2 separate regions of the Homo sapiens genome follow, and region 2 is linked to region 1. A link is an interaction called in ENCODE POLR2A ChIA-PET data of the cell type or tissue named here. Cell type or tissue: PC-9. All regions are shown on one strand. Links, peaks and the distances in the headings refer to the core of each region. The heading gives the core; the rest is flanking DNA.

The links. ChIA-PET counts read pairs that join two places held together with the same protein. Peaks named below come from ENCODE experiments on the same cell type or tissue, not always from the same donor. Only the 100,000 strongest peaks of a DNase experiment are listed, where the experiment ranks them.
Region 2: POLR2A ChIA-PET joins it to region 1 with 5 read pairs; 6 of 35 experiments call an interaction of 5 or more read pairs at or near these places.

The regions. Positions count from the first base shown.
Region 1 is chr7:7,692,823-7,695,751 of GRCh38, forward strand. All of the region lies in intron 2 of RPA3 (replication protein A3), which reads right to left. All of the region lies in intron 2 of UMAD1 (UBAP1-MVB12-associated (UMA) domain containing 1), which reads left to right. Among named protein-coding and RNA genes, the nearest start is that of RPA3, 24 kb to the right of the region's middle. In PC-9, for the core only: no CTCF peak of the experiment used is centred there; a DNase peak (open chromatin) is centred at 1,249; H3K27ac peaks cover 1,270 bases.
Region 2 is chr7:7,955,152-7,958,080 of GRCh38, forward strand. It overlaps GLCCI1-DT (GLCCI1 divergent transcript), which reads right to left. Exons shown (of 5, transcript NR_110018.1): 3 at 710-865. Among named protein-coding and RNA genes, the nearest start is that of GLCCI1-DT, 12 kb to the right of the region's middle. In PC-9, for the core only: no CTCF peak of the experiment used is centred there; DNase peaks (open chromatin) are centred at 1,520 and 1,900; H3K4me3 peaks cover 999 bases; H3K27ac peaks cover 2,184 bases.

The sequences.
Region 1 (2,929 bases), core at 252-2,751:
GGTCTTGATCTCTTGACCTCGTGATCTGCCTGCCTCGGCTTCCCACAGGGCTGGGATTACAGGCATGAGCCACCGTGCCTGGCCAAAATGTGGCTTTTAAAATGGTATATTTCATGTGAACCTTTTTGTTATGTATATTTTATGTGTCTAAAATAGCTGTAGGAGGAAAAACATTTACCTAAGGACCATATGATTACAGGTAATTTAATCTTTTTTCTTCCTGTTGATTACTTATATCTACTTCATTATTCTGTAATGAACAAGTATTACTTGTATAACTCCAAAGTCAAAAGGAACCCCAAAGGTATATATATGTCCCTGAATTCTTGAATCTCTCAGGGAGCTGTAGTTCTTCTAAAAGCAGAAGTACATTTTACTATTACTACTGAAATTGTACTGTGCTTCTTGTTTCCAGTATACAATTCACCAAACATTTACTAAGTAAATATGAATAGTTACTCTTAAAATATCTTTATCTATCTATCTATCTATCTATCTATCTATCTATCTATCTACATTATTTCGGTAGACTTAAGGCCAATGTATAATATAGGAAAATCTCATCTGAAACTTTCCCTTCATTCTGCAATAGCTTAGTAATGTATAGACTTTCCAAGGGGAAAAGATGTTTTGGGGGAAGAAGTTAACCAAATTTTTATTTGGGTTTCTCTCTCATGTTTTCCTGGATGTCGATAGTTCTTTTATTCTCAAAAGAGCTTCATGAAACTAGAACTTCCAGTGTATCAGGAGGCATCCTTTAAACATTAAGGTCTATTTTAAGGTGAAATTCTACTATATTTTAAAAATTGTTTATTTAAATTCTATAACTTTTAGTGGATTGCACAAATTTATGCCTTGTTTATTTTATAATGACTTTATTACAATTTTAATAATTTAGCAATATTATATGAACGTGAAGTTTTATATCCTTCTTTAAATATTTTGTAAGATGTTTATGTGATATTTTAAGTTTAAACTTATAAACTCTAATCATATTAACACTACTTACCATGAGTGTATGTAATAATTTTTCCTCTGTGGTGGGTTTTTATATTGTTAATAAAGTTATATTTCATATTATCTTAAAATGGCAATTATTAAAAAGAAGAGCTTTCCCTCTGAGGACTGAGATCTCTCTTTTTGTTGCCATTATTGTCAGTTGTTCTGGAATACTAATGCTTTGTTGATATAAGGCAACTGAGTTTTTTTCAACTGAGTCATTAGACACTTGAACAAGAGCAAAGCTTTAGATTTTTCTCCATACCTATAGAGGGGCACTATGAAGTAGTTGGAAATTTGTCTGTGTGAGTCATATTTGAGCATTCCAAAGAAGGAATGAAGCATGTTTTCTTTTTCTCCTCATGACTAGTGATAATTGAGTATCTTTTCTTGTACTTATTGGTAACTTTTTATTTTTAATTTTTATGAGTATATAGTAGGTATATATATTTATGGGTTATATGAGATTTTGATACAGGCATACACATATAATAATCACATCAGGGTAAATGGGATATCCATCACGTCAAGCATTTATCATTTTTTTGTGATACAGGCACTCCAATTGTACCCCCTCAGTTATTCTAAAATGTATAACAAATTATTGCAGACTGTAGTCACCCTGTTGTGCTATCAAATGCCAGATCTTACTTATTGTATCAAACTATGTATTTTTGTACCCATTAACCATCTCCATTCCCCACCCCACCCCCACCACTGTCCTTCCCAGACTCTGGTAACCATCATTCTACTCTCTATCTCTCTGAGTTCAATTATTTTAATTTTTAGTTCCCACAAATGAGTGAGAATATGTGAAGTTTATCTCTCTCTGCCTGACTTATTTCACTTAACATAATATCTTTTTTCCATCTATGTTGTTGTAAATGACAGGATCTCATTCTTCTTTATGGCTGAATAGTACTCCATTGTGCATACGTACCACGTTTTCTTCATCCATTCATCTTTTGATAGATACTTAGGTTGATTCCAAATCTTAGCTATTGTGAATAGTGCTGCAATAAACATGTGAGTACAGCTATATCTTTGTTATCCTGATTTCCTTCCTTTTGGGGATACACCTAGCAGTGGGATTGTTGGATCATACGGTAGTTCTATTTTTAGTTTTTTGAGGAACCTCCCTACTGTTCTCCATAGTGGTTGTACTAATTTACATTCCCACCAACAGTGTTTGAGAGTTCCCCTTTTGCCATATCCTTGCCAGTGTTTGTCATTACCTTTCTTTTGGATAAAAGCCATTTTAACTGGGGTGAGATGATATCTTGTTGTAATTATGATTTGCTTTCTCTGATGATCAGTAATGTTGAGCACCTTTTCATATACCTGTTTGCCATTTGTACGTCTTCTTTTGAGAAGCTCGCTGTTTCCAAGTAGAGAAAATCACTGTTGCTGCCAACCAAGTAGCCGTGCAATAATTTGTTTACTTGCTGTCAACATTTTCCCCACCACAGTTTATCTCATAGAGAATTCTCAAGCCCAGCCAACTTTAAGATTTCATTTGTAACACAGAATGATTATGTTATATTAGATAAGAAAGGCTGTAGAGAGAGAAAAATCTCCTAACCTTGTCTTTCTGTCTTTTCTAGACATAATACGTTGATTTTTTTTACTCTGATTCTGTCCATTTAATTTTTATTACATGTTTCTCAACCATGGTCTTTCCTTGTTACTTTCAGGCATAGAACTTCCTAAATGTTTAGTCTCAGAGCAAGAACACTCAAGCTTTTCATGTTCTTTGGCACTAGCAGCCGTAACACATTGAATTTCTGGCAGTGGAATTTCTACTCACAGGATCTGACCCCTCACACCATGGCCCTGAATTAAAAAAGACATTGCTTCTGAGCATATGCAACTCAGCAAGGATCCTCAACAACTTGTGTCCTATGTAGACCTAGCATCTTTAATATCTATG
Region 2 (2,929 bases), core at 337-2,836, 260 kb after region 1:
TTCTTTCTTTCTTTCTTTCTTTCTTTCTTTCTTTCTTTCTTTCTTTCTTTCTTTCTTTTCATTTTGTTTTTTTGCAGACATGGGATCTCACTCAGGCTGGAGTGCAGTGGCACTATCATAGCTCATTGCAGCCTCAAACTCCTGGACTCAAGTGATCATTCTGCCTCAGGCTCCCAAATAGCTGGGACTATAGCCATGCACCACCATGCTTGGCAGATTTTTAAATTATTTTTTTAGACACAGGATCTTAATATGTTGCCCAGGCTGGTCTCAAACTTCTTGTCTCAAGCGATCCCTCCTGCCTCAGCCTCCCAAGTTGTTGGGATTACAGGTGTGAGCCACAATGCTTGGCTTGAATTCTTAAAAAGAACTTATGATGTAAGTTCTATGATATAAGTAAATAACTCGGGTTGTACTTGTAGGCCATCATGACAAGGATGACTGCTTTTCTGTGCTGTACTTATTTCTTGGTTCTGATTCTTTATCTTACTTAGAAGCAGCTCCTTCATTGTTTCAAGTTGCTTTCATTAATTTGAGTCAGTTTTACTTCTATGGTGTTATCCATACACTCTTTCTTTTTTGTTACTTGTTTTGTTAATTTTGATTACATTTAGAGGCAAATGAATTTATGTGCACTTCCCTAGATCAAGGTGAAACCATGACACATCTATGTGGTAAAGTATAGCTATGACATAGAAATAAAGGGTACCTCTTTTTAAGCAGTTTTCTCCTAATGTAAGTCCAATAGTGCTGAAATTGTCTTCAGACTTACAAGTTTGAGTAGATTTTAGTATGTCATCTGTATGGATTATGAATTTGTAGGCTTTGGGTCTGAAAGCTGTAATTATCAATGTTTGAAAGACATCTGTGAAGGTGAGGATATGGAGACAATTAGCCAAAAGTTAGATATATAATTACCACACCCTGCCTTCCTATCAGGAACTCTGGATATTTAAAACAAATTAGGACCTTTAGACAGGCCCTTCTCTTATCAGGGTGCATCATCGGGTTGCCTTGAATGTAGGTAATCAATCTCTTAGCCAGTAAGTGTCCTCTCTTGCATATACTATTAGCTCACAGGTCTTTCAGAGACCAACGTGGAAAAGAACCATGCCTCTCAATTACATCCCTGGCTCTTGCTACAGAGGGAATTTTTATAGTGAAGAAAAAACACTGGGGAAAAAAGTCACCCAATTTTTATAGTGAAGGAATCAGAAGACCTGGCTTCTACTTCTAGTCTCTCATGTGCTATCTGTGACCCCAGCCAAGGTTGTGGGCCTCCATTTCCCCATCTGTCAAATGGAGACAGCATACATGTTCTAACGTCACAGAATTGTTGTGGTGATACAAAAAAGTCATAGATCTGAAAGCGCTTTTAAAAGTTCTGTGAAGTTTCTATAAAACCCAGGAAATTGGGAAAAAATCATGCAGAGTCACATCATTTCCTTGGAATTTGGAACATTTGTTTCTCTTCCCATCTGTGACTAAGTACTACACATATATGTTTTGATATTTATGAAACCATTGAGTACATAGTTACACTATGAATAGTTACGACTGGAAGGTATTGAGAAAAATGACAAAATTCCTTGTTATTGATAATTAACAAAGGAACTAATCCTTTCAAGGGTAAAGCTACTTAGACCTGGCTCACAGCACTTATGCTCTAACTGATTTTCTTTAAAGAAAACTCCTGAAGAGTTTTCTAAGAACAAGTGAAGCAAGATTGGACCCTGAGTACGGAAAGTGGGCAGCTAAAGCTTCTTTCCTCAATAACAAGTTTAAGTGCCTTATTTATTTTTGTATTATTAAGTGACACTTGTGAAAATACTTTGTTGAGTAATGATGCTGTGGCAAAACTAAAGTTTATTTAGGACACTGCTCCGCCCAAGGTGAGCAATTAAAGCAGGTATGTAAACCTGCTCCCCTGGGCTCCTCCACTCAACCACTTAAGTAAGTAGTGCTAGAAATGAAAAAGGGTGTGGGGCAAGATACATGGCATGGCTGGGGGTGAGAAGAAGTTGGAAGGGGAAGAGGAGGCCCCATGAAAGAATGAAAAAAAGTGTGAAGGTTGATAGGGAATCTATAACTAAAAATGGATTCTAACTGATGACTGATATCACTATATCAAGTTAATACAAATTGAGATGGCATAAGATTGATTAAAAAACAAACAACAAAAAAATTCTTTTTCCCGCATGGTATAATAATAACCACCTTATTTTAAATGTAGCCAGGAAGGGTTGTGTTTGTTCATGTGATCAGGTTTCCTCACTTCCCACACCTGGGGAAGTATCGGCTAATATTGATTTAGCACTAATTTATACCTGATGGTCAGGATCAACTAGAATGGAGAAAAACTGGTACAAATTAGAGGGGCTTTGTGTTCCCAGAAAGCAGTTTGGGCTGCGACTATTGTGTATCAATACAAATCACTTTTTCTAGGAGGAAATGGAAATAAATTTTTCAAGGACCCGTATCTATTCTCAGCTGCTGTACTGCTAGTGTGCTCAAGATTTTGTTTAAATATGTTAGGAATGGATAAGATCAAGTTGCATTCTTATATTTTACTATGTTAGTTTATTAATCTGGGAGCTAAGCAAACCAGAAGCAGAACAGGCTTTAAAATATCTGACTCATTATTATATTATACATAATAACTGTTAGCTAGTCAGGTCCATTTCCCTTTTCCTCAATGAAATTTGCTATAATAAAAAAAATCTATAACCTAGTCTTATATATTTAAACACCACTGTAGATTATTTGGAACCATAGAATTAGATACCAATCATGTAAAATGAGTAGACCTCTTAGATTTTTTAAAAAAAATTCTACAGGTAGAATTTTAAAAGGTGTTTTCTTTTGGTAATTTCCATGAATTGATGTCAGGTATCAATGTTTCTATGTATTTGGCTGAAAATGGAGATAA